Linked DNA regions of Homo sapiens: region 1 is linked to region 2. A link is an interaction called in ENCODE POLR2A ChIA-PET data of the cell type or tissue named here. Cell type or tissue: K562. All regions are shown on one strand. Each heading gives the region's core, and the rest is flanking DNA. Links, peaks and the distances in the headings are about the cores only.

Region 1 (12,702 bases), core at 7,798-11,797, 330 kb before region 2:
ACCTGGCCCACAGAAATAGATTTGAGGCAGACTTTGGGGAGCCATGAGTGTCAACATCTACTTGTGAAGCAGCAGGATCCTCATTCATCAGAAATAATCTATTTCCTAAAAGCTGACTGAATACACTGAGATGGCAAGTAGCTTTACCTAACTGGATGGGAGGAAAGAAAACGCTTCCAGGATGTGGGGGCAGAGTGTTCCAAAGGCTTTTAACCTTAACATATGCTTTGCTTAAACAAATACCTGAAACACCTACACTACAAAAATGCATAATCTCATTATTTATTTATTTATTTGAGACAGAGTCTCGATCTGTTGCCCAAGCTGGAGTGCAGTGGCACAATCTCGGCTCGCTGCAACATCCGCCTCCCAGGTTCTAGTGATTCTCCTGCCTCAGTCTCCTGAGTAGCTGGGATTACAGATGTGCACCACCATGCCGGCTAATTTTTGTATTTTTTGTAGAGATTGGGTTTCATCATGTTGGCCAGGCTGGTCTTGAACTCCTGACGCTGTGATCCACCTGCCTGGGTCTCCCAAAGTGCTAGGATTACAGGTGTGAGCTACCGTGCCCAGCCGGCAACTGGTGTTCTCATGGGAGAAGAAGACTTTTTGGAAGACCCTGTCATTGCGTTTGTGAGACTGGCTCCTGCTGTCCTCCTCTCAAAGCTATCTGAGGTTTCTGTTGCTATGACATAAATAATTAGTTCCAATTATTCTCTCAGTAGGTTCAAAACCAAAAATTTTTATCTACTGAATGAACAAGAATACTGCTTTATGTAATAAAAACTCATTTAAATTTTTAATATTCAGTCATTATACCAAATACTTTGAGTATTAAAGCATAAAGAATTATCTTTCTTTCTGGAACCAAACAATGAAATAAATATCTCTTAAAAAAAAACTGCATTTGTACTCTTATAAGAAGTTTGGCATCATAGGAGATTTGGCCTAGAAAACACTTTGTCATTTTAGAGGTGTTATCCAATGTTCGCGCAGGCACTGGAGTCAGAGAAAATGGAGTTGAATCCTTTCTCTGCCACTCTTTGAGGAGAATCTCACCATTTATTATGCACTGTAGAATACAACAATAAAATACAGCCATGTACCACATAACAACATCTTGGTAAACAACAGACTGCATATATGATGGTGGTCATCCAGTAAGCTAAGGTTAATTTATTATTATTCCCTTTTTTTTTTCTTTTTTTTGAGATGTAGTCTTACTCTGTCACCCAGGCTAGAGTGCAATGGCACCATCTTGGCTCACTGCAACCTCTGCCTCCTGGGTTCAAGCGAATCTCCTGCCTCAGCCTCCGAAGTAGCTGGGAATTACAGGCACCCACCACATCTGGCTAATTTTTTGTATTTTTAGTAAAGATGGGGTTTCACCATGTTGGCCAGGCTGATCTCAAACTCCTGACCTCAAGTGATCTGCCTGCCTCGGCCTCCCAAAGTGCTGGGACCATAGGCCTGAGCCACTGTGCCCGGCCTTGTTTGCTTTTTTAACAGTTAACAGTGTGCTCATAGAAACTGCTTTGACATGACTGCAATCATGTGCTTCATAGAAACTTAATTAGATTATACCACTAGAGTCTTCAGATTTTTATACTTTTTTTTTTGAAACGGAGTCTCACTCTGTCACCAGGCTGGAGTGCAGTGCCGCAATCTCAGCTCGCCGCAACCTCCGCCTCCCAGGTTCAAGTGATTCTCCTGCCTCAGCCTCCCGAGTAGCTGGGATTACAAGTGCACACTACCACGCCCAGCTAATTTTTGCATTTTTACTAGACAGGGTTTCACCATGTTGGCTAGGATAGTTTCACCAGGATCTCTTGGCCTCATGATCAGCCTGCCTCGGCCTCCCAAAGTGCTGGGATTACAGGTGTGAGCCACCGTGCCCAGCCTATACTTCCCTTTTTGAATACCATTTGGCGTTTTGAAGAATTAACAGCTTTGTGAACGTGGCAGTGCTTGTGATTCAGGCTTCCACTGAGACCAAGGGGAGAACCTGGTTGCAGGACAAACAGACGGACAGCGTGTGGCAGTGTTTAAATGCTCTTCTGAAGGCTGATACGACAGCTCTCTGTGCACTGATTGTATACGCATCCCAAGATTATATTATTGTTTTCTATTGCTATGTGTCACACTTTGCCAAACAGGATGTGGAAAATGAATAAGCGGTTTTCTTAGGCACTTCTTAACAGACAATTGGTCAAAATGAACTCCATTGCTTAAGAAACACATAAACACCATTTAGTCACTGAATATAGCTATATGTATGGTTGCTACTATGGGGAATCTTGTTTTGCCAATTTTCTTTGAAAATTCTGGCAGACCAAGGTTCTTTTTGTTTACACAATACTTGAAAAATAAAAATGAACAAGCCAACAAACTACCAAGTTTTCACTTACATAAATGTAGTTACATACAGAAAATGTGACTGTGAATTTTTTCTAGGACTTTTAAACTATAAGCACTATTTGCACGAAAGAGAACCAATCTATCAATTACAAACTCACATAATTTTACAGATTTTTTTTTCCCTACACAGCACATAAAACAGAAGGAATTTGAAGCCACCCTCCAAACACAGGGGAAGGAGGCTGTGTGTATATCCTCATTGTCTTTCACATTCTAAGGTGGTTCCACTCAGTGACTGAAATCCTTAAGTGTTGTATTAGTCGGCTTGGGCTACCATAACAGCAGCTTAAACTGTTGTTAAGCCACTCAGACTTAAACAACAGAAATTTATTTCCTTATAGTTCTGGAGGCTGGAAGTTCAAGGTGCCGGCAAGGCTGGTTTCTGGTGAGACCTCTCTCCCTGTCTTGCAGATGGCTGCCTCCTCCCTGTGTCCTCATAGAGCCTGTCCTCTGCTTTTACACTTCTGGTGTCATCTTCCTTTTTTTTTTTTTTTTGAGACAGAGTCTCGCTCTATCGCCCAGGCTGGAGTGCAGTGGCCCGATCGATCTCGGCTCACTGCAACCTCTGCCTCCCAGGTTCAAGCAATTCTCCTGCCTCAGCCTCCCGAGTAGCTGGGACTACAGGTGCCCGCCATCATGTCTGGCTAATTTTTGTATTTTTAGTAGAGACAGGGTTTCACCATATTGGCCAGGCTGGTCTCCAACTCCTGACCTTGTCATCTGCCTGCCTCGGCCTCCCAAAGTGCTAGGATTACAGGCGTGAGCCACCGCACCCGGCCTCTTTCTCTTCTTATAAGGACACCAGTCCTATTAGATTAGGGCTCCACCCTCATGACCTCATTTGACCTTAACTATTATTTCTTTAAAGCACCTATTTCCAAATATAGTCACTTTAGGGGTTAGGGCTTCAAAATATGAATCTGAGGGAGATCAATTCAGTAAATAGCAGTAGTCATTAACGGACAATATATACAAAGATAATTTCGTGATTACTGTCCTTATGCATAAATGTCCTCAGTGTTCCACTGCCTTTATCCAGATTTACTATCACAAAGACTTTGCTCTGAGAAAAATGTGATTTCTTTCTTTTTTTTTTTTTTTTGAGACAGAGTCTCACTCTGTCACCCAGGCTGGAGTGCAGTGGTGCAATCTCGGCTCACTGCAATCTCCGCCTCCCAGGTTCACGCCATTCTCTTGCCTCAGTCTCCCGAGTAGCTGGGCCTACAGGCGCCCGCCACCCTGCCCAGCTAATTTTTTGTATTTTTAGTAGAGACGGGGTTTCACCATGTTAGCCAGGATGGTCTCAATCTCCTGACCTCGTGATCCACCTGCCTCAGCCTCCCAAAGTGCTGGGATTACAGGCATGAGCCACCGCGCCCAGCAGATTTTTTTTTTTTTTTTTTTTTTTTGAGATGGAGTCTTGCTGTGTTGCCCAGCCTGGAGTGCAGTGTTATGATTTTGGCTCACTGCAACCTCTGTCTACCATGTTCAAGCGATTCTCCCACCTCTGCCTCCCGTGTAGCTGGGATCACAGGCACACGCCACCACACCTAGCTACTTTTTGTATTTTTAGTAGAAATGGGGTTTCACCATGTTGGCCAGGATGGTCCCGAACTCCTGACCTCAAGTGATCCTCCTGCCTCGGCCTCCCAAAGTGCTGGGATTACAGGTGTGAGCCACTGTGCCTGGCCAAAAATGTGATTTCTTATTTCCCACATTGCCAATTCCATTTCAATTAACTATAATAGCTATGTCTATTGAGCACTCAAGTGTATTCTAGAAACTGTTCCTGATTCTGGGGATATATCCATGAATCAACTATAGTCCCTGTTATTAAGTAATCTGTAGTCTGACTAAACCATTAGAAATTTAAAAAATGGCTACTTTCAAAGACATCTTGGAGTTCAGGAGTCCCACACTGCGAACCATATTACCTAATAATCCAACCTGCTTGTAATTCACTTATTTAACCAATATTTATTGAGTGCCAACTTTGAGCCTAAGATACAGCAGTAAACAAATGGATAAAGTCCCTGTCCTCATGAAACTTGTATTCTAATGGAAGAAACAGAAAACAAACAGATATAGGATGTAATATCAGGTAGGGATAAATACTTTGAATTCAAACAAAAGTATACGTAGTCAGGGTTCGCCAAAGAGACACAGCCAATCGGATACATAGATATATAAAAGAGGGTTTATGAGTTAGAAAGGGCTCACATGATTACAGAGGCTGAGAAGTCCCACAGCAGATTGTCTGCAAGCTGGAGACCCAGGGATACTGGTAGCATGGCTCAGTCCAAGTCCCAAAGCCTCAGAATCAGGAAAGCTGATGATATAATTCTTAGCCCAAAGGCCTTAGAACCCCAGCGGTGACGGAAAGGCTGATGTAGGTCCTGGAGTCCTGAGACCCAACAGCCTGGGATCCTGAAATCCAAGGGCAGGAATGGAAGCGTGTATTCCAGCTCCAAGAGAGTAAGACCAATTTGCCTTTCTTCCGTTTTTGTTTCAAGCCACCTGCACATTGAGGGCGGATGGTTCCCTCTTAGTCCATTCAGTCATATATCAATCTCTTCTGGAAATACCCTCACAGACACACTAACAAATAATGCCTTTCCAGTTCTCTAGGTATTCTTTAATCCAGTCAAGCTGACACCTAAAATTAACCATCACAAAAGTTAAGGAGAAAGAAGACAACTTGTAGGGGAGGCTGCTATGCAAGACAGTGTGTGAAGGAAGGGCTCTCTGAAGAGGTTAATATCTGAGCAGAGACTTGAATGAAGTGAAGAAGTGAGCCATGTGGGTATGGGGAATACAACTTCCAGGTAGAGAAGACAAGTGTGGTGTGTATCAGGGTCAGCAAAGAAGCCATGTGACAGAGAAGGGTGGGCCAGGGAGAGACGGATAAGTGATCTAACTCCTGAGGAGGTGGCCTGGCCAGGAGCTAGAGCATGAAGATCTCGTAGGACTTTATTCTGCAAGGTGAAAAGCCATTGTATTAGTCTGTTCACAAACCCGAGACTAGGCAATTTACAAAAGAAAGAGAGGTTTAATGGACTTACAGTTCCACATGGCTGGGGAGGCCTCACAATCATGGCGAAAGGCAATGAGGAGCAAGTCACGTCTTACGTGGATGGCAGGCAAAGACAAAGACAGCTTGTGCAGAGAAACTCCCCCTTATAGAGCCATCAGATCCTGTTAGACTTATTCACTATCACAAGAACAGCACGGGTAAGACCTGTCCCCATGATTCAGTTACCTCCCACTGGGTCCCTCCCACAACGCATGGGAATTCAGGATGAGATTTGGGTGGGGACACAACCAAACCCTATCATTCCACCCATGGCCCCTCCCAAATTTCATGTCCTCACATTTCAAAACCAATCACACCATCCCAACAGTCCCTCAAAGTCTTAAATGATTTCAGCATTAACTCAAAAGTCCACAGTCTAATGTCTCATCTGAGACAAGGCAAGTCCTTTCCATTTATGAGCCTATAAAATCCAAAGCAAGTTAGTTACTTCCTAGATACAATGGGGGTACAGGCATTGGGTAAATACAGCCATTCCAAATGGGATAAATTGGTCAAAACAAAGAGGCTACAGGCCCATGAGAGTCCAAAATCCAGTGGGGCAGTCAAATCTTAAAGCTCCAAAATGATCTCCTTTGACTCCACATCTCACATCCAGGTCACGCAGATGGAAGGGGTGGGTTCCCATGGTCTTGGGCAGCTCTGCCCCTGTACCTTTGCAGGGTACAGCCTCCCTCTCAGCTGCTTTCATGGGCTGGCATTGAGTGTCTGCAGCTTTTCCAGGTACACGGTGCAAGCTGTCGGTGGATCTACCATTCTGGGGTCTGGAGGACCTCTTCTCACAGCTCCACTAGGTGGTGCCCCAGTAGGGACTGTGTGTGGGGTCTCTGACCCCACATTTCCCTTCTGCACTGCCCTGGCAGAGGATCTCCATGAGGGCCCTGCTCCTGCAGCAAACTTCTGACTGGGCATCCAGGCATTTCCGCACATCCTCTTTAATCTAGGCGAAGGTTTCCAAACCCCAATTCTTGACTTCTGTGCACTCGCAGTCTCAACACCACATGGAAGCTGTCAAGGCTTGGGGCTTGCACTCCCCGAAGCTACAGCCCAAGCTCTACCTTGCCTCCCGTCAGTCATGGTTGGGAGTGGCTGGGATGCAGGGCACCAAGTCCCTAGGCTGCACACAGCATGAGGACCCCGGGCCTGGCCAACAAAACCATTTTTTCCTGATACCTCTGGACCTGTGATGGGAGGGGTTGCCATAAAGACCTCTGACATGCCCTGGAGACATTTTCCCCATTGTCTTGGGAATTAGCATTTGGCTCCTGTTACTCATGCAAATTTCTGCAGCCAGCTTGAATTTCTCCTCAGAAAATGGGAATTTTTCTTTTCTATCACATTGTCAGGCTGCAAATTTTCCGAACTTTTATGCTCTGCTTCCCTTATAAAACTGAATGTCTTTAACAGCACCCAAGTCACCTCTTGAATGCTTTGCTGCTTAGAAATTTCTCCTGCCAGATACTCTAAATCATCTCTCTGAAGTTCAAAGTTCTACAAATATCTCGTGCAGGGGCAAAATGCCGCCAGTATCTTTGCTAAAACATAACAAGAGTCCCCTTTGCTCCAGTTCCCAACAAGTTCCTCATTTCCGTCTGAGACCACCTCAGCCTATGGACTTTATTGTCCACAGTGCTATCAGCATTTTGGGCAAAGCCATTCAACAAGTCTCTAGGAAGTTCCAAACTTTCCCACATTTGCCTGTCTTCTTCTGAGCCCTCCAAACTGTTCCAAACCCTGCCTGTTACCCAGTTCCAAAGTCACATACCCATTTTTGAGTATCTACGGCAGCACCCCACTCTACTGGTACCAATTTAGCCACTGAAGTAGTTGGAGAACAGAAGTAATAGACTCTGGTTTACATTGTAAAAGCTTCTCTGTGGCTGCTGTGTGAAGAAAATATATGAGAATGAAGCCCCAAGATGAAGCAGGGACACAGTTGCAGTGGTTAGAGTAAGAAATGCTGCTGGCTGGCACTGAAGTGATAGCCTGGAGGTTTGTGTGTGCACATGCATGTGTATGTGTTTTACGATAGTAGGCCCAACAGATACTGTAATCCACACTTGTTTTTTTTTTTTGAGACAGAGTCTCACCTGTTGCCTAGACTAGAATGCAGTGGCACAATCTTGGCTCACTACAACCTCCACCTCCCAGGTTCAAACAATCCTTGTGCTTCAGCCTCCCGAGTAGTTGGGATTACAGGTGTGTGCCACCGTGCCCAGCTATATTTTTTGTATTTTTAGCAGAGATGGGATTTTGCCACATTGGCCAGGCTGGTCTTGAACTCCTGGCCTCAAGCAATCCTCCCACCTTAGCCTCCCAAAGTGCTGAGCCACCACACCTGGCCGCAACTGATTTTTAATCATGAAATGACACATACATTTAAAAAACCCAATACCTATAATATTCCTGGCTAGTACTCTTCACATCTATATCATCAAAAACAAAGAAAGTATGTGAAACTGACACAGCCAAGGGGAGACTAAGGAGACATAACAATTAACTGTAATGTGGTATTCTGGAGGGGATCCTGGAACAGAAAAAGACATTAGGCAAAAAACTAAAGAAATCTGAATAAAATGTGGATGTCAGTTAATAATAATGTATCATATTAGTCCAGTAATTGTAACAAATATACCACAATAATGAAAGCCATTAATTATAGGGAAAATGGAGGGGTTAATATGGGTGGCTGGCTTTTGCTATTTCTAGCAGCTCCATTTTATCTGCAAAAGACAAACATTCATTAAGTCCCAAAAAGGTAAAGAATGACAAATTAAGCATGTATCTTATTAGTAAGAGTAATATAAAGATGCTCACTCCTATTTATAAATATTTGACAATCATGTTAAGGCCACAAAAGAGAAAAAAGGGTAGGGGCAAAAAACGCAAAGAGAAAGGAGTTAGTATCTTTTCTCCCGCACTCATTAGCTATTAAAAGAGGATGTTTGTTTAAAGCTGCTCAGAGCTGGTAAACTAATGTTAAGTCACTAACGGGAATTTAAAAGGTTTCATTAAGAACTGCCTGCACTAGATTCCTCCACCCTGAGACATTAAACAATCACGATAAACCTCCTGAGTGGTAAGAACTTGTCCATTTAAAAACAGGCTATAGATTGTATCATGCAGTTTTATCTACTAATCGGCTAATATCCCGCCAAAAACAAAAAACCCCAAAGGGATGAAAGTTTCATCCATCAAAGGAAACAACAGTCACCTTGGTTCCCATCTCACTCATATACTGCCGCCGTACATGTCAATCAGATGAACCTGTGCGTATCTCTTAATGACAATTGACCCACATTTTTGACTGAAGTGAAAGGGGGTTCTGCTCCGCGACCACTTCCTGGATCTCCCCCTCCACCCTCTGTGTTCTTTCGGGTGCACCATCGGGTCAAAGCCGCAGCAACGCCGTCTCTGTGTGATCGCATGTGCCCTTCTGCACACGACCTTCCCCCGAGAGTGACCAGCTACCGGACAGGCACCAAGGAGGGCTACCGAGCACCTCCCGGACCGGCGGCTGCAGGATCGCGAGCGCCTCCGCTAGGGAGACTGCACGTTGCGCCTGTGCTTCCTGCGGTGGCGCCTTCTGCAAGGAGACCTCGACCCTGCTCCCTCTCCGGGGCTGGATCTGACTCCTTGACGGTGATTCCAGACGCGAGACCCAAACTGACGGCTTCTAGAAGAGGGGCGAGCCCGGCCGCAAGTCTTTCACGTAGCTAAGTCATCGTTGCTTCCGGCTTCTTACCGTTCTCCCCTTTGTAAACGGTTACCTCCCGAAAACCCAGGCTCTCCTCCAACAGTGGTTCTCAAGCGAGGCGATCTTCCCCGGGAGGGGATATTTGGCAAAGTCTGGGGGCATTTTTGGTTCACTGGGGCTGCTACTTGCATCCACTGGGTAGAGGCGGGGGATGCAGCTACACAACCTGCGAAGCACGGGACAGCACCCTCCCCAACCCAGACAGAATTAGCCGGCCCAAAACCTCAGTAGTGCCCAGGCTGAGAAACCCTGCCTTAAACAAACAACAAAGAAAAGCCAAGTCCCATAAGTGGGTCACCGCGCCGAGACTGGGGTCCACGGGACACCCCAGCCACGCCAAGCCGGGAAGTCCCCGCCTCCTGGAGCTGAACCCGCCCCTCTCCCAGAGGTGGAGCTGCGGGGGGCGGGAACAGGCACGGAGAAAATAAACAAGACTAAAAAGTCCTGAGTAGCGCTGTGTGGCCGCAAACCTGAACCCACCTTTTGCACCACGCGGGACCCGGCACGCTTCCTGCCACCCACCCCTGAGAGGGCTGCGCGGCCGACCCCAGTACTAGAAAACACTCGTCACCTCAATCAAGACGGGTACGAAGGCCAACGGACGCCTTCCTTTAGAACGCTCAGCACACAGAGCAACTTCTCACGCCTACTCTCAAATGGCGTACTCCAAACTAGCACTCCCGACGTCCAGCTGTGAACCCAGAGCGGCGGAAAGCCCCTGAACCCAGCGCCCGGGCATGCGCAGACGCGTTGTTGTGGTGGGCGTGGCTCCCTCCGGACCCGGCGCCCCGCCCTCCGCCCCGTGTCCGCATGCGCGACTGAGCCGCGGGGGTGGTACTGCTGCATCCGGGTGTCTGAAGATCCGATGAAATAACATATGCAAAATGATTGGGTCCGTGATTGGCATTCCAGAAATGGTAGCTGTTATTCAGCCAACAAATATTTATTGAGCACCTACTATGGACTTCCCTGGTGCTGAGGATACAACAGCAACCACAGCAGTCAAAAGTCCCTGTCTTCATGTTGCTCAGATTCTCATAGGGGAAAGCAAATAATGAACAAATACACGGCCGGGCGCAGTGGCTCACGCCTGTAATCCCAGTACTTTGCGAGGCCAAGGTGGGCAAGTCACCTGAGGTCAGGAGTTCGAGACCAGACTAGCCAACGTGGTGAAACCCTGTCACTACTAAAAATACAAAAATTAGCGCGGTGTGGTGGCTCATGCCTGTAGTCCCAGCTACTTGGGAGGCTGAGGAAGGAGAATCGCTTGAACCTAAAAGGCAGAAGTTGCAATGAGCCAAGATCGTGCCACTGCATTCCAGCCTGGGTGACAGAGTACTCCGTCTAAAAAAAAAACCTAAATACACAAGTAAAAATATAGACCTCGTCAGATGCTAGTAAGTGCTGTGAAGGAAACTAAAAGGGGAACACAAGGAACCCTTGTCAAGGGGAGAAGAAAGGGGAGTTGATGCTGTCCTTTTAAATAGGGCAGTCAGAGGCCGGGCACAGTGGTTCACACCTATAATCCCAGCACTTTGGGAGGTTGAGGTGGGTGGATCACTTGAGGTCAGGAGTTCAAGACCAGCCTGGCCAACCTGGTGAAATCCTGTCTCTACTAAAAAAACAAAAACTAGCCGGGTGTGGTATCACGCGCCTATAATCCCAGCTACTCGGGAGGCTGAGGCGGGAGAATCACTTGAACCTGGGAGGTGGAGGTTGCAGTGAGCCGAGATTGTGCCATTGCAGTCCAGCCTAGGCAACAAGAGCAAAACTTCATCTCAAAAAAAAAAAAAAAAATAGGGCAGTCAGGGAAAACTTTCCTGAGAAGGGGATGGTGGAGGATCCAGGGAGGTGAGGTGGGGAGCAAGCCAGTACAGTTGTTCCTTGACTTTCGATGGGGTTATGTCCTGATAAAGCCATGGTAAGTAGGAAATATTGTAAGTCAAAAATGCATTTAATACATCTAACCTACGGAACATCATAGCTTAGTCTCACCTACCTTAAACATGCTTAGAACACTTACATTAGCCTACAGTTGGGCAAAATCCTCTAACACAAAGCCTATTTTATGATAAAGTATTGAATATCTCATGTAATGTACTGAGTACTGTACGGAAAGTGAAAGACGGAGTGGTGGGATGGGAACTCTAAGCGCGGCTTCCACTGCATGTGTGTTGCTTTCGCGCCATCATAAAGTTGAAAAGCGTTAAGTCAAACCATCGTACGTCGGAGGCCATCTGTATCTGGTAGGAGGAGTGTTTCAGACAGAGAGAACAGCAGGTGCACAGAGTGCTTTTTTCCCAGCATTTTATTATGAAAAATTTCAAACATCTACCAAAAAAAGTTGAAAGACTTGTACAGTGAAAAGCCATACATCTCACAGCTAGAATCAACAATTAACATTTTACTGTATTTGGTTTTTGACTTATCTATCCTAGATCCCTTGTGCTTTCTGTAGCAGGTGACCTGCCTTGAAGATTTAAAGACAGAATATCAGGAAATGTAGTCAGAAAATGGGGCCTTTTATAAGAGTCAGAGGGGAAGAGCAAAACCTCTGCTTTTGACAAATCTGTTGGGAGAGGCCAACTGCAGGGATACCTCCCTTTTTTAATGAAAGCATTTCTGTTCTGCGAGGAGCGGGATCCTCTTGTCAAGCAGTCAGTCCCTGCTGCTTCCTTACTGGGGCAGGATCAGGACGCACAGGGATTTGGAGTGCCTTGGAACCAACCACCACCCACGCCGTTTGCCAGCTGGTAAACATGCCCATCAGGTCCGGGGGTTGGCATTGCCTGGACATCTTTAGTGTTCATCTTGCTGACATCTGGTGCCCTCGGGCAGGTAGGTGCAGTTGGCTGCCTGGTTTACAGAGCTTGTACTGGGCCCAGGTTAGCAGAGGTCACATCCATTTATCCCACTGCGCAGAGGAGTTCCTTCTCAGGAAACCCAGTTTATAAGAAGTACTGACTGCCAGAAATAGAGCAGAAATGAGAACCAGGAGGCAATTGTGAGAGGAATGGAGACTTCTGACCTCTGGGGATTGGGGTACCCTCCCCCTTAATTGCTGTTGGGGTAGCAGAGGGCTTAGAAGCCCATGTTCCTAGACTTTTAGAATTGGAAGAAGACTTAGAAGTAATCTAGGCTGGGGGTCCCCAACCCCCAGGCTGTGGCCCGTTAGGAACCTGACCGCACAGCATGAGGGATAGGCCAGCGAGCACTACCGCCTGAGCTCCGCCTCCTGTCAGATCAGCAGCGGCATTAGATTCTCATAGGGGCACAAACCCTATTGGGAACCGCGCATGAGAGGGATCTAGGTTGCGTGCTCCTTAGGAGAATCTAACTAATGCCTGATGATCTGAGGTGGAACAGTTTCATCCCCAAACCATCCCTCCAACCTCACCCCGGTCCATGGAAAAATTGTCTTTTACAAAACCCGTCC
Region 2 (15,516 bases), core at 5,786-9,785:
ACTCTGTCGCCCAGCCTGGAGTGTAGTGGTGTGATCTTGGCTTGCTGCAGCTCCAGCCTCCTGGGCTCAAGCTATCCTCCTGCCTCATCCTTCCAAGTAGCTGGGACCACAGGCATGTACCACCATGCCCTGCTAATTTTATTTTTTATTTTGTAGAGACAGGGTCTTACCATGTTGCCCAGGGCTGGTTCTGAACTCTTGGCCTCAAGTGATCTTTCTGCCTCAGCCTCCCAAAGTGTTGGTATTACAGGTGTGAGCCACTGCATCCGGCCATGACTCACTTTTAATTTCAGTCCTGACCTCCGTCCTTAGCTGATCTGTGCCTGTGACCACAGTCTAACCCCTAATTTCCGAACAACAAACCAACCGTTAACCTCAAACCTAGCCCAAATGGGAGCGCAAGATCCCTTCCAATGGCAGGACTTGTGCTGGAACCAGAAGGAAAGTTAGTGTTTCACCGAGCGGAGCTGTGGAAACTGTGCACATAGGCGTGGAGTGGGAATGTGGAGAATGGAAATGGCCAACCCGAGAAGAGAAAGAGTTACTGAGAACTGCTATCCACGGTGGGAGTGGGCGTGGCGGGAGGACTCTGGGTGCAGTCACAGCTGGGGTTCAAATCTAGGGTCCACCGCATATCAGTAACCTTATTTTGGATGGGTCAGGTGTGTGTGGGGAAAAGAAAGAGAGATCAGATTGTTACTGTGTCTATGTAGAAAGAAGTAGACATAAGAGACTCCATTTTGTTCTGTACTAAGAAAAATTCTTCTGCCTTGAGATGCTGTTAATCTGTAACCCTACCCCCAACCCTGTGCTCCCTGAAACAAGTGCTGTGTCAACTCAGGGTTAAATGGATTAAGGGCTGTGCAGGATGTACTTTGTTAAACAAATGCTTGAAGACAGCATGCTCCTTAAGAGTCATCACCACTCCCTAATCTCAAGTACCCAGGGACACAAACACTGCGGAAGGCCGCAGGGACCTCTGCCTAGGAAAGCCAGGTATTGTCCAAGGTTTCTCCCCATGTGATAGTCTGAAATATGGCCTCGTGGGAAGGGAAAGACCTGACCGTCCCCCGGCCCGACACCTGTAAAGGGTCTGTGCTGAGGAGGATTAGTAAAAGAGGAAGGAATGCCTCTTTGCAGTTGAGACAAGAGGAAGGCATCTGTCTCCTGCTCGTCCCTGGGCAATGGAATGTCTCATGTAAAACCTGATTGTATATTCCATCTCCTGAGATAAGGGAAAACTGCCTTAGGGCTGGAGTTGGGACATGCGGGCGGCAATACTGCTCTTGAAGGCATTGAGATGTTTATGTGTATGCATATCTAAAGCACAGCACTTAATTCTTAACCTTGTTTATGATGCAGAGACCTTTGTTCACCTGTTTACCTGCTGACCCTCTCTCCACTATTATCCTATGATCCTGCCACATCCCCTTCTCTGAGAAACACCCAATAATGATCAGTAAATACTAAGGGAACCCAGAGGCCGGCGTGGATCCTCCATATGCTGAACGCCGGTCCCCTGGGCCCCCTTTTTTCTTTCTCTATACTTTGTCTCTGTGTCTCTTTCTTTTCCAAGTCTCTCGTTCCACCTAACAAGAAACACCCACAGGTGTGGAGGGGCAACCCACCCCTTCAAAGTGGCCTCACAGAGGTTCTGTTTTTCCGTCTTAAAGTGGGTCCGCCCTGCTTTTCTCTTGGGTCATGGAGCGCCTTGAGAGTGCCATTTCCATCTTGTCTTTAGGTCCTATGTGCTCTCCCCGCTGCCTGGACCACTCCTCTTTCCATGTCCACTTCTGCATCTGCAAGATGTAGTGTTCCTTCCTCTAAGAAGTCTTCCTGGGCCGGGCATGGTGGCTTACGCCTGTAATCACAACACTTTGGGAGGCCGAGGCGGGGGGATCACCTGAGGTCGGGAGTTCGAGACCAGCCTGACCAACATGACAAAACCCCGTCTCTACTAAAAATACCAAAATTAGCCAGGCGTGGTGGCGCACATCTGTAGTTTCAGCTACTCAGGAGGCTGAGGCAGGAGAATTGCTTGAACCTGGGAGGTGGAGGTTGCAGTGGGCCGAGATCACACCACTGCACTCCAGCCCAGGCAACACAGCAACACTCCATCTCAAAAGAAAGAAAGAAAGAAAGAAAGAAATATATCAAGGGCTGGGGGTGAGCAACACTAAGGAGTATGCTTGTTGAGTGTGATGGTTGACTTTATGCATCAACTTGACTGGGGTAAGGGATGCCCAGATAGCTGGTAAACCCATTATCATTATGGGTGTGTGAGACGTTTCTAGAAGAGATTCACATTTGAATCCATAGACTAAGTAAAGAAGATCCACTCACACCAATGTGGGTAGGCACCATCCAGTCTCTCACAGAATGAAAGAATGGAGTAATAATATAGAATATAGAATAAAATGCTGGAGGAGGGGTAAATTCTCCCTCTCTCTCTTCTTGAGCTGGGACCTCCATCTTCTCCCGCCCTCCAGCACTGAAGCTCTTGGTTTTTTGGGTCTTCAGATTTGGGCTGAATTACACCAAGGCTTTCCTGGCTGTCCAGTTTGCAAATGGCAGGTCATGGAACTTCTTGGCCTCCATAATTGTGTGGGCCAACTCCCATAATAAATACCCTCTTACGGGCCGGGCGCGGTGGCTCATGCCTGTAATCCCGGCACTTTGGGAGGCCGAGGCGAGCGGATCATGAGGTCAAGAGATCGAGGCCATCCTGGCCAACATGGTGAAACCCCGTCTCTACTAAAAATACAAAAAAATTAGCTGGGCATGGTGGCACGCGCCTGTAGTCCCAGCTACTTGGGAGGCTGAGGCAGGCGAATCACTTGAACCCAGGAGGTGGAGGTTGCAGTGAGCCAAGATTGTGCCACTGCACTCCAGCCTGGTGAAAGAGGGAGACTCCGTCTCTAAATAAATAAATAAATACCCTCTTATATGTATAGCTCTCTGTATCCTATTTGTTCTGTTTCTCCAGAGATCCTGACTAATACGCCAAGGCCCAGGGCTGCATGCCCAGGACTCAGGAAGAGTCTCGAAGAATCCTCTGCACACAAGAACACTGCTATCCGCCGAAGCTGATGTCAGCTATTCCCTGCAGACTGGCCTGGTCCAGCAGAGCCAGCTCTGCTAAACTACCACAGGCAGGAAGAAAATGAGCCACCAGGGGCCTCCACACTTGTCTCTCATAAAAGATATATGCTCCACAAGGACAGGGGTTGAGTCTGTCTTGTTCCCTGCTCAATAATTGTGTGCTATGGATAAGTAAATGAATGGATCAAGAGATAAGGATGGAAGAGCAATTTACAAACCCAAAGCATTGTGCAAGGCAGGGCATAATTGGGTAGGAATGCTTCTTCTAGAAGTTATTCCTTAGGAAAGGCCAAACAAAAAGTCTATTAATAGACCCGATTAATAAACATCAGCCAAGGTAAATGTTAACAGGAAGTATTTCTGCAAATGTTGGCGGTCTCTCAGGCTGGGCTCAGAGTAGGCTGGCATGCTGGTGAAGAAGACTTCCTGCCTCCTGTTTGCTCAGAACATGTTCTCAGGCCTAGGGGAGCCTCCTTCTTGAACCCCAGAATGGGTGCCACAGTCCCAGGCTTGCCGCATCCTGGAAGTTCACCCTACTTCAGTATGCAGTCAGATCCAGGTACGCAGGGACGCAGTGTGCGGTCAGACCCAGTTATGCAGGGATGCAGTGTGCGGTCAGACCCAGTTATGCAGGGATGCGGTGTGCGGTCAGACCCAGTTATGCAGGGATGCGGTGTGCGGTCAGACCCAGTTATGCAGGGATGCGGTGTGCGGTCAGACCCAGGTATGCAGGGATGCGGTGTGCGGTCAGACCCAGTTAGATGGTCCTTAAACATGCCATGCTGATTTGCCCCTGGGGGCTTCACTTGTGTTCTTCCATTGTTCCTCTTTTCCTCACTTCCTTCAGGTTTCTGTACAAATGTCGCCTCCTCAGAGAGGCCTCATCTGACCCCATTCAAAATTAGCAGCCACACAGAGGTATAATATGCTGAGAAAAATTTAAAAATAAAAATAAAATAAAACAGCAGCTGCTGTTGCCATAATTATCCATTAAAAATATCCCCTAACCCTGTTTTAATTTTTTTTTTTTTTTTAATTTTTGAGATGGAATCTCCGAGGCTGGAGTGCAGTGATGCGGTCTCAGCTCACTGCAATCTCAGCTTCCCGGGTTCTGGGCTCAAGCAATTCTCTTGCCTCAGCTTCCTGAGTTGCTGGGATTTACAGGCATGCACCACCATGCCCGGCTAATTTTTGAATTTTTAGTAGAGACAGTTTCGCCATGTTGGCCAGGCTGGTCTCGAACTCCTGACCTCAGGTGATCTGCCCACCTTGGCCTCCCAAAATGCTGGGATTACAGGCGTGAGCCACCGCACCCTGCCTTAATTTCTTGAAAGGACTTATTGCAAGTTGAAATTGTATATAAGATACATTTGTTTTTATTAATTTTATCTGATTCCCTCTTCATTCTAGAGGGGAAGTTGGACAAAATACATTATTTTTTCTTTTTTTCTTTTATTTCTTTTTTTTGAGACGGAGTCTCACTCTGTCACCCAGGCTGGAGTGCAGTGGTGCGATCTTGGCTCACTGCAACCTCCACCTCCCCGGTTCAACCAATTCCCCTGCCTCAGCCTCCTGAGTAGCTGGGATTACAGGAGCTCGCCACCACGCATGGCTATTTTTTTTTTTTTGTATTTTTAGTACAGATGGAGTTTCACCATGTTGGACAGACTGGTCTCAAACTCCTGACCTGAGGCAATCCACCAGCCTCGGCCTCCCAAAGTGCTGGGATTACAGGCATGAGCCACTGCTCCTGGCCTTTCCTTTTCTCCTTTTCTTTTCTTTTTCTTTTTCTTTTCTTTTTGCAGAGTCTTGCTCTGTTGCCCAGGCTGGAGTGCAGTGGCACGATCTTGGCTCCCGTAACCTCCACCTCTGGGACTCAAGCTGTCCTCCTACTGAGCTCAGCCTCCCAAATAGCTGGGACTACAGGCGCATGCCATCATGCCTGGTTAATTTTTGTATTTTTTGTAGAGATGGGGGTTTCGCCATGTTGCCCAGGCTGGTCTTGAACTTCTGGACTTAAGTAATCTGTCCACCTCGGCCTCCTCAGTGCTGGGATTACAGGCGGGAACCACCGCGCCTGGCCATTTTTCTTTTTTTTCTTGAGATGGAGTCTCGCTCTGTCACTCAGGCTGGAGTGCAATGGCGCCATCTCGGCTCACTGCAACCTCCACCTCCCGGGTTCAAGCGATTCTCCTACCTCAGCCTCTCAAGTAACTGGCACTACAGGCGTCCGCCGCAACGCCCAGCTAATTTTTTTTGTATTTTTAGTAGAGACGGGGTTTCACCGTGTTAGCCAGGATGGTCTCCATCTCCTGACCTCGTGATCCATCCGCCTTGGCCTCCCAAAGTGCTGGGATTACCGGCGTGAGCCACTGCGCCCGGCCCATTTTTCGTTTTTTAAAAATAAATAAATAAGTTTGTCCTGTTTACCGCTCTATATCCAGCACCTAGAACAGCGCCTGGCACCTAAGCAGGCATTTGGTAAAACTGTGCCAAATGAGTGAGTGCGGACAGCGTCCTAGTCCTTCACCAGCCCCCTCTCAGCAGCGCAGGCAACTGGCCCAGCTGTGTCTCCCGCACGGGCCGGCGGGCGCTGTGATGGAGGCAGTGCAGGATGCCGTGTGAGCCCGAGGAAGGACTTGCAGCCCTGCTGAGGGGACGAGGCGAGGCTTCTTGGATGACGCCACATCTAAACTGAGATCCGAGGGCTGAGTAGGAATTCTCTTAAAGAGGAGGAGAGAGGGCCGGGTGCGGTGGCTCACGCCTGTAATCCCAGCACTTTGGGAGGCCGAGGGGGGTGGATCACCTGAGGTCAGGAGTTCCAGACCAGCCTGGCCAACATGGCGAAATCCTGTCTCTACTAAAAATACAAAAATTAGCCAGGCATGATGGTGGGTGCCGTCATGCTACTTGGGAGGCTGAGGCAGGAGAATTGCTTGAACCCAGGGTGGAGGTTGCAGTGAGCCGAGATCGCACCATTGCAGGCCAGGCTGGGTGACAGAGCGAGACTCTGTCTCAAAGAAAAAAAAAAGAGAGAAGTAGAGAGTTCAGGATAGAGGGACATACAGGTGCAAAGTTCTGAAGGCAAGAGAGAGTCTGGCAAGTGGGTAGAAAATAAAGGAGATTCATGGGTGTGTATGAGAATGGGGAGAACAGGGTGGGCTCATGAAGGATCTGGAGTGGCTCTTAAGTCTGGACATGACATGCCCAGAACAAATATCTGCAAATAGCTCCAGGAACTTTGCCATATCCAGCATCTCTTGTCCTGGTAATAAATACTATTTGCTTAATATTTTACTTATAGCTGAATCAGTTTACTTAAATACATTCATATAAAAAGGAAACCCTCTGTAACACTATCCTAATTTGTATGATATACACAAAGTAACAGTAAAACTAAACCAAATGAAAACAAAATTCAGATGCTCCTTGACTTAACATGAGGTTACATTCTGATAAACCCATCGTAAATTGAAAATATCCTATGTCAAAAATGCATTTAATATTCCTAACCTACTGAACATCATAGCTTAGCTTCACCTCCCTTAAATGTGCTCAGAACACTTAAAATAGTCTACAGCTGGGCAAAGTCATCTGGCAACCCAGTCCATGGTGGAGTATCTGCTGTCTACCCTCATAGTCCTGTGGCTGACTGTGAGTTGCAGCTCCAAGTCAAAGCACATATTGCCAGCCCAGAAAAAGATCGAAAATCAAAATTCCAAGTACAGTTTCTACTCAATGCTCATTGCTTTTGCATCATCATAAAGTCAAAAAAATTGTAAGTTGAACCATCATTTAAGTCAGGGACTGTTTGCAGTGTTATATTTCATTGCCTAAGACTCTGATTTTACAGTCTACTTTCTCTTTTTAAAAAGGGAGAATCACAAGTGTCAACAAAGTGTTAAAGACATGGTAGCACCAGATGGAACTTTCTGTCTCGGTTCTTTCTAAGATTACTGTATTTCAGTAATTACATAAAATAATTTTTTTTTGAGAGGGAGTCTTGCTCTGTCACCCAGGCTAGAGTGCAGTGGCACAATCTCAGCTCACTGTAACCTCTGCCTCCTGCATTCAAGCAATTCTCCTGTCTCAGCCTCCTGAGTAGCTGGGATTACAGGCACGCGCCACCACACCCAGCTAATTTTTGTATTTTTAGTAGAGATGGGATTTCGCCACGTGAGCCAGGCTGGTCTCAAACTCCTAACCTCAAGTGATCCGCCCTCCTCGGCCTCCCAAAGTGCTGGGATTACAGGCATAAGCCACCGCACCAGGCCAAATAATCTTATAAATGGTACAATTTCCACACATAGAGAAACTTGCTGTAAACTTTTCAGGTGTCTGGCTGAATAGGAGTAGGATATGGAAGAGGAAATGAGGTAATAGCTAAGAAAACGAACAAGCCAATCAATCAATCAGTCAAGTTTTGTCCTCTCACTCCCTTACATTGTAAAACCTACTCATCCACTCATCCACCCATCCAATCACCTGGGCATACACCTGCCTGCCCATACACCCACTGACCTTTCTGTTTATCTGCCTGCCCATTCACAAACCCATCTACTTACCCACTTGTATCTGCCTGCCCCTCTATCTGAGCATCTTCCCACCTGCCAAATATATGTACCCACTCTCTCCACCAAACCACTTTCCTAAACATTCCCCATCCTTTCCTCCATCTACCTGCCTGTCCATCCATTCATTGTCCATTTATCTATCCATCCACCCATTCATTCAGCCATCTGTCCACCCAACCTTCCATTCACCTGTCCATTCATCTACTTATCCACCCAACCTTCCATTCATCTGTCTATCCATTCTTCTACCCAAACTTTCATTCAGCTGTCTATCCATCTATTCATCCACCCAAGCTTTCATCCATCTGTCCATCCATCCATCCATCCATCCATCCATCCATCCAATTCATCCATATGTCCACCCAAGCTTCTATCCACTTATCCATCTATCCATCTGTTCATCTGTTAATCCATTCATCTATCCATCTACCCATCTGTCCACCCGTCTGTCTATCTATCCATCTATCCCACGAAATACAGTCCCACATAATACAATTCCCTAGTTCTCCTCCTATTCTTTCTAACACAGAAACTGTGGCCATGACCTCTTTAATTGATTTGAATGTGGAGTCTTATTGCTTCATACAACCCTCAGTCCTACCTGAGTTGCTTCTTGGATTGTTCCTGGATAGAATCTCTGAAAATCACCTTATTCTTGCTGTCCCTGACCCCTTGCCCCCATATACGCCTCCCTGGGTCTTCTTTTCCCACAACCTTACCAGGGCAGAGGCCTAGAGTTTCAAAGCTAGAAGGACTTGGACAACCAAGTCCAGTGCTTCCAGTTTCTAGATGGGAAAACTGAGGTCTAGAGTGGGCAAGGTGCTTAAGCAAGGTGACAGGGTGAGCTAGTCACAGTGCAAGGAACCTTTACTTTCCCAAACTAAATCCTCCAGTTCCCGGAAGTATGTATTGATTTCTAAAATGACAGGGCTCAAAGCATCCTTAGACATCAGCTCATTCAGTGTTTTCTCACTCAAGGAGAAGGGCCTCACAGAGAAGGAGGTTGGGAATGGTCTAGTTGCTGAGTCCTACATTCCTATTCTTTTCTTTTTCTCTCTCTCTTTTGAGACAGAGTCTCACCGTGTCACCCAGGCTAGAGCGTAGTGATGCAATCTTGGCTCACTGCAGCCTCTGCTTCCCAGGTTCAAGTCATTCTTCTACCTCAGCCTCCATAATAGCTGGGGTTACAGGCATGCACCACCACTACTGGCTAATTTTTGTATTTTTAGTAGAGACGGGGTTTCACCATGTTGGCCAGGCTGGTCTCGAACTTCTGACCGCAAGTGATCCATTGGCCTCAGCCTCCCAAAGTGGTAGGATTATAAGCGTGAGCCACCTCTCCTGGCTCCTACATCCCTATTCAACCACAGGATAGGAGTATGTAAGATTTTTTTGAACAAGAGATTTTGCTGCTAAGAAAAAGATTTAAAATCTTTGTTCTTATCCAATGCCCTCACTTTATGAACAAGGCAGCAGGCTCAGGGAGGAAGAGGTTCTTACTTAAGATCTCATAGTAGGTAAGTGGAAGAGCTGGGTCACTAAATCAGGTCTCCTGGCCCTGTCATTTTTATTTGCTAAGCATCTGCTGGCTTTAGAGGGACCTGAATTGTGGTGGCCAGGGAAGAGGGAATGCTACTCTTCTATTTCAGGAATTCCCAGATCTGGCTTAGGGAAGGCAAATGCTGCAATTTTGCTGTTCATAAACTGATGAGATACTACACTTTAAGAAAAAATCAAATGTGGGCCGGTCATGGTGGCTCATGCCTGTAATCCTAGCATCTTGGGAGGCCGAGACGGGTGGATCACCTGAGGTCAGGGGTTCAAGACCATCCTGGCCAACATGGTGAAGCCCTATCTCTACTAAAAACACAAAAATTAGCTGAGCGTGGTGGCACACACCTGTAAACCCAGCTACTCAGGAGGCTGAGGCAGGAGAATTGCTGGAACCCGGGAGGCAGAGGTTGCAGTGAGCCAAGATTGCGCAACTGCACTCCAGCCTGGGTGACAGAGGGAGACTCTGGCTGCTGAGGGAAGGCAGGCAGGGTGAAAATTGTACCCTAAGTCCCTCCTGTATGATGGCTTCTTCCCTTCTCCTTTTTTCCTCTTTTTAAAAATATATATTTTAAGGCTGGGCCCAGTGGCTCATGCCTATAATCCCAGCACTTTGGGAGGCAGGCAGATCACCTGAGGTCAGGAGTTAAAGATCAGCCTGGCCAACATGGTGAAACCCCATCTCTACTAAAAATACAAAAATTAGCTGAGCATGGTGATGGGCACCTGTAATCCCAGCTACTTGGGAGGCTGAGGCAGGAGAATCGCTTGAACCCAGGAGGCAGAGGTTGCATTGAACTGAGACTGTGCCATTGCACTCCAGCCTCGAGACAGAGCGAGATTCTGTCTCAAAAAAAAAAATTATATATATATATATATATATATATATATATATATATATATGTACACACACACACATATTTTAGAACCAGGGTCTTGCTATGTTGCCCAGGCTGGAGTACAGTAGCTACTCACAGGCATGATCATAGCATGCTACAACTCCAAACTCTTGCCTCAGTCTCCTGAGTAGCTGGGACTACAGGCATGCACCACTGTGCCCAGCCCTCCCCTTCATAGCTGTCTCTTTGCCTTACAAATTCTGTTAAAGTTGTGAGAGCTGAGCACACTTTGCTCACTGTGATTGTGGGTTTTGCCACTGAAAATGGCAGTCCCACGCAGGAGAGACACAGGATGCTTTCCTCCCCCGATACATGGGGCAAATGGCTCTCTGCTCCCTGAGTGGAGGGCAGCAGTTTTGGGGATTTTTGTACTCCTCTAGCTCAGCTCCATTTGAAACTCAGCCTGTTGATGTTCTCTGGGATCTAGGGCCAAGCTCTCTAGCATCTGACCTTGTCCTGCGACCTTCCACCTGCACTTGCTGTCACTCTGAGTTTTTTGTTCTCACCAGCATTTGCTGAAGCATCATCCTTGTTTATCTGCCCTGCCTGGGCCTTTTAACACAGGTGAACTCACCTTTGTATAACATGCGATGGTTAAGAGCAGGCTCTGGAGTCAGGCTGTGTGGGTTCAAATCTCAGCTACACTGTTTACTGGTGTGCTCTTGGGCAAATTACTTAACCAGTTTTGGCCTGTTTCCTCGTCTGTAGAATGGATATATAAAATGATAGGAAGATCAGAGAAAATACTTGTGCTGGGATCCGAAGGAAGAGGGGAAGAAGAGAGAAGGAAGGGAATCACAGACAGAAGCAAATAGCGTGTGCAAAGCCCTGTAGCAGCAAGAAGAGGCAGGGAGACTTGAGAGAAGGCCCAGGACTGCAAAGAGGCGACAGCTTGGCTCGCTCAGCCTCTTTTGTTGTGTGTCTTCCTGTACTAGAGAGACTCAGAAGCTAGATGTCTCTGAAGCCAAGGGTGCAGGTCAGATGCGACTTAGGCTCTACCAATCAGATGTACCATGGATGTTAATGTTCTAAGTCAGGGGCCATGTTTCTCTGGTCTTTGGACAAGCAGAGTCAAGGAGGTATTTGTTTTTCCACAGCAGCTGTTGCAGAGGGCTCAGCGTCTAGATCCATGTGTTGTGATTGTAGGGGAAGAGCTTGGGTCACCCATTCTGCGGCATGGGTCAGGGTAGAGTACTGTCCTTCCTGGAGCCGGCAGGGGTGGTGGCCACCTGATTTCCCAGCTTCTTGATTATGGTGGTGGCTGCAGCTCCCCTGGCAGGCCAGTTCTGCAGTGTTCTTCTGGGGATCATTTCTGGAAGCTCAGCCTAGAGTCAGCCTCTCCAACCCTCCCAACACTGGTGTAAGTACCTTTCCCTTGTATTAAATTCCTTTCTTCCTAAACAAGCTGCTGCAGTTCCTGTGATCTGAAACGGAGACTGACTGTGGTGTATTAAAGCGAAACATAAAGTTTTCCCATTGAGAAATGAAGCTTATTTTGCCTCCCTTCAATTGGCACCAGCCCTGTGACTGCTTAACCAAAAAGAAAGTGGTGGAACTGATGCTCGTCAATTCTAGGCCTAGCCTGGAAATTAAGAGCTACTGGAATGCTCACTCTTGAGACACTCTGTCTCAGAACCCAGCTGGCATGCTGTGAGAAGCCCCAGCCACATGGAGGGCTGCATGTTGGCACTCCAGGCAACAGCCCCAGTTGAACTCCCAGGCAACAGCCATCATCAACCATCAGACATGTGAGTAAGCCACTTTGGAAAGCCAGCCGAGTCAAGCCTCCAGATGACTACAGCCCCAGAAGAACCATACAGCTGAGCCCAGTCAACCCAGAGAATCACAAGAGATATAAACAGTTGTTTTAGGGCACTAAATGTTGGGATGATATGCAGTAAAAGATAACAAAACACTGACTGCTACAGGCCAGGGAAGCAAGAGGCAGCTGGAGGAGTCAGCAAAGGTGGATTATTAGCCGGGCCATGGTTAGCAGCTTTATGGATATCCGAGGAGATAGAAAGGTAGAAAGGTGGAAAGGTGGCCAGGCATGGTGGCTCATGTCTGTAATCCCAGGGCTTTGGGAGGCTGAGGTGGGCAGATTACCTGAGGTCAGGAGTTCGAGACCAGCCTGACCAACATGGCAAAAACCTGTCTCTACTAAAAATATAAAATTAGCTGGATGTGGTGGTGAGCACCTGGAATCCCAGCTACTCGGGAGGCTGAGGCAGGAGAATTGCTTGAACTCAGAAGTTGGAGGTTGCAGTGAGCCGAGATTGTGCCACTGCACTCCAGCCTGGTCAACAGGAGCAAAACTCTGAAAAGAAAGGAAGAAATAAGAAAGAAAGAAAAGAAGAAGAAAAAGAAAGATAGAAAAAAAGAAAGATAGAAAAAGGAAGGAAGGAAGGGGAAAGAAAGAAAGAAAGAAAGGAAAAGAAAGAAAGGTGGGAAAATGACATAGTGGAAAGGTGACATGGTTGCATCTACCTTTCATATGGGCCATTCTGCCTGCTGTATGGAGAACAGATTGCAGGGAGCCAGAGAGGTGGACCAGCCTGGAAATTATTGCTGTTGTTGAGGCAAGAGCTGAGTGTGGCTTGGGACAGGGGGTAGTGGTTGAAGGGGAGCCAGGTAGATGCATCAGAGATAAAAGGATAATACTGGGTGTTGGCTGAGGGGCTGCAGGCTCTCTGTGTGAGTTCTACCTGCCTAGTTCCTTCTAAGGGCCTCGTACCTCTACAGAGTCACACAATGGAAAGAGCAAGGGCTCAGGTATCGGATATATTGGGTGTTAATCTTATATCCAACACCCACCTGCTGTGTTACCTCGGGCAAGTCACCTAACTTCTCTGGACTTCAGTTTTCCTCTTCAATCAAATGGGACCATAAGAAGGATGATAATAATAATTTCATTGATTTGTTGAGCAGTGCCTGGCACACGGTAGGCACTCAATAAATATTTGTTGAATAAATGAATTGAATAGGCTGGAATTGAGGGGGGACAAGGAGGAAATGGTCTCCTTTACCTGCAAACTTGCTCTATAAAGAACCGATTTCCCTTCTTGACTCCTGCTGATAATTCAGGCAGTTCTATGGCTTTCTGTTCCCTTTTGGTCAAAGTAAACAGTTTCATTTTGATAATTAAAACTCACGGCAGTAACTAGAAAGTCCACTCTGACCCAGTGAAATGTAAAATTTTGATTTCGCCTCCAGTTAGAAGGTGAAACAAATCCCTCCTTCAATCAGTACCTACTGTGTGCCAGCCCCTGTGTGTGGTATAGTCAGCTAAGGGCTTGAATCATCAGGAAAAATACAGGAAAGCCTGTTAAATTTGAATTTCAGATAAATAATCAGTGTCCTTTTGGTATATGTATGTCCCCAAATAATGCATGGAGCGTACTTAGTAAAAATTATTTGTAGCTTATCTGAAATTCAAATTTAACTGGATTTCCTGGCCAGTATTTTTTTTTTTTTTTTTTTGTGAGACAGAGTCTCACTCTGTCACCCAGGCTGGAGTACAGTGGCACAATCTCGGCTCACTACAACCTCTGCCTCCCAGGTTCAAGCACTTCTCCTGACTCAGCCTCCCAAGTAGTTGGGATTACAGGCGTATACCACCACGCTCGGCTAATTTTCATTTTTTTGTTCATTCGTTTGTTTGTTTTAAGTAGAGACAGGGTTTCCGCATGTTGGCAAGGCTGGTCTTGGACTTCTGACCTCAAGTGATCCACCTGCCTTGGCCTCCCAAAGTGCTGGGATTACAGGCGTGAACCACCACCCCAGCCCTGCCCAGTATTTTTATTTGCTAAATCTAGCAACCCCAGGGGCAGAGGACATGGCCCTGAAATGACTTGGCCCTTGTCCTGTGGGAGTGTTTGCCTTGGCTAAAGGCGCTTGACTCCATGTGGGTAAACAGGAGCTGGAATACCTTCCCCCTACTTTCCCTTAGTATAGTGGGCATTACCTCCATGGGAGAAGGCTGGCTGCCTGCCAGTGAGATTGGAGCAGCACTCCTTTGTCTAAATGACTGGTCCCATTGCCTAGGTATCCACCATTATAACTACAACCCTTTGACCTTTGGAGGCTTCCTTCCTTCCTTCCTTCCTTCCTTCCTTCCTTCCGTCCTTCCCTCCCTCCCTCCCTCTCTCTTTCTTTCTTTTTCTCTCTCTTTCTCTCTCTCTCTTTCTCTCTTTCTCTTTCTCTCTCTCTTTCCCTCCCTTCCTTCCTTCTTTCTTTCTTTTTCTTTCTTTTCTTTTCTTTCTTTCTTTCTCTCTCTCTTTCTTTCCTTCCTTCCTTCTTTCTTTCTTTCTTTCGTTTTCTTTCTCAGAGTCTTGCTCTGTCACCCAGGCTGGAGTGCAGTGGCACAATTTTGGCTCACTGCAACCTCCACCTCCCGGGTTCAAGCAATTCTCCCGCCTCAGCCTCCTGAGTAGCTGGGATTACAGGCACCTGCCACTATGCCCGGCTAATTTTTGTATTATTAGTAGAGATGGGGTTTCATGATATTGGCCAGGCTGGTCTCAAAGTCCTGAACTCAAGTGATTTGCCTGCCTCAGCCTCCCGAAGTTTTGGGATTACAGGCGTGACCCACTGTGTCCTGCTGGAGGCTTGTTTCTTTTCAGATGGTTAGGAGAGCACATGTGCCTCGGGAGGGTTAAAGGCAAGTTAGCGAGCACTTGATGTGACAACCAATGGGGAGCAGGAGTTTCTGAGAGCAGGATTCAGGGTTGATTTCCTAGAAGGGGTTATGGTGCTAACAGAGGGCAGGAATGGTCTCGTGCGGGAGTGGGAAGGCCCCACACGGGGGACTCTGTGCCTAGCTACTGGCAGGACGTCCCCTGCACCTCTCCAAGCGAGGGCTGAAGAGAAAGAACCTGGAGCAGAGGTCTGGAGGAAGCCATTGTCTGCCTGGGCGGAGGAAAAGGAGGCAGGGAGAGAGCCAGGGCTGGAGTGATGGGCAGGGCCAGGCTAAGTATGAGTTTGGGGCAAGGCCTTTGTCCCCTCAGGCCTCCAAGTCCCTGTCTTAATGTGGGTGGTTGGAGCAAATGCTCTGGGGTGAGGCAGCCCGCCAGACCTCCCTGCCTGCATCCCCTTTGTCTTGGTCTCTAACTTGCCTCTGCAGGCTTTCTTCTAGGCCCGGCAGAGTCCATCTCCTGGGCCAGACCCACTTCGGCTGTCCTTCTGTGTCTGCCACCCTCCCCCACCCCAGACACCTGGAGCCCATCAGAGTGCCTGGCACCACAGCAGCTGCATGTGCCCATAGAGGGGACAGCCTCTCTCACCCCTGCGCCTCAGACCTCACCAGTGTTTCCATCAGACACAGTAACTGGGCGCAGGGAAGGCAAAGAAGGGAAGGGAAGCACTCTGCTGTCATCAGCTCCGCCTCACCT

The links. ChIA-PET counts read pairs that join two places held together with the same protein. Peaks named below come from ENCODE experiments on the same cell type or tissue, not always from the same donor. Only the 100,000 strongest peaks of a DNase experiment are listed, where the experiment ranks them.
Region 1: POLR2A ChIA-PET joins it to region 2 with 6 read pairs; 2 of 35 experiments call an interaction of 5 or more read pairs at or near these places.

Annotation. Positions count from the first base shown.
Region 1 is chr1:25,257,903-25,270,604 of GRCh38, forward strand. LOC105376882 (a long non-coding RNA gene) reads right to left here. Exons shown (of 2, transcript XR_947099.3): 2 at 11,557-12,230. It also overlaps a transcript of RSRP1 not described here. Among named protein-coding and RNA genes, the nearest start is that of RHD, 8.3 kb to the right of the region's middle. RefSeq lists an enhancer at 8,832-9,349. In K562, for the core only: no CTCF peak of the experiment used is centred there; a DNase peak (open chromatin) is centred at 10,146; H3K4me3 peaks cover 1,869 bases.
Region 2 is chr1:25,587,183-25,602,698 of GRCh38, forward strand. It overlaps a transcript of LDLRAP1 not described here. Among named protein-coding and RNA genes, the nearest start is that of MAN1C1, 22 kb to the right of the region's middle. RefSeq lists a silencer at 13,936-14,230. In K562, for the core only: no CTCF peak of the experiment used is centred there; no DNase peak of the experiment used is centred there; H3K27me3 peaks cover 1,438 bases.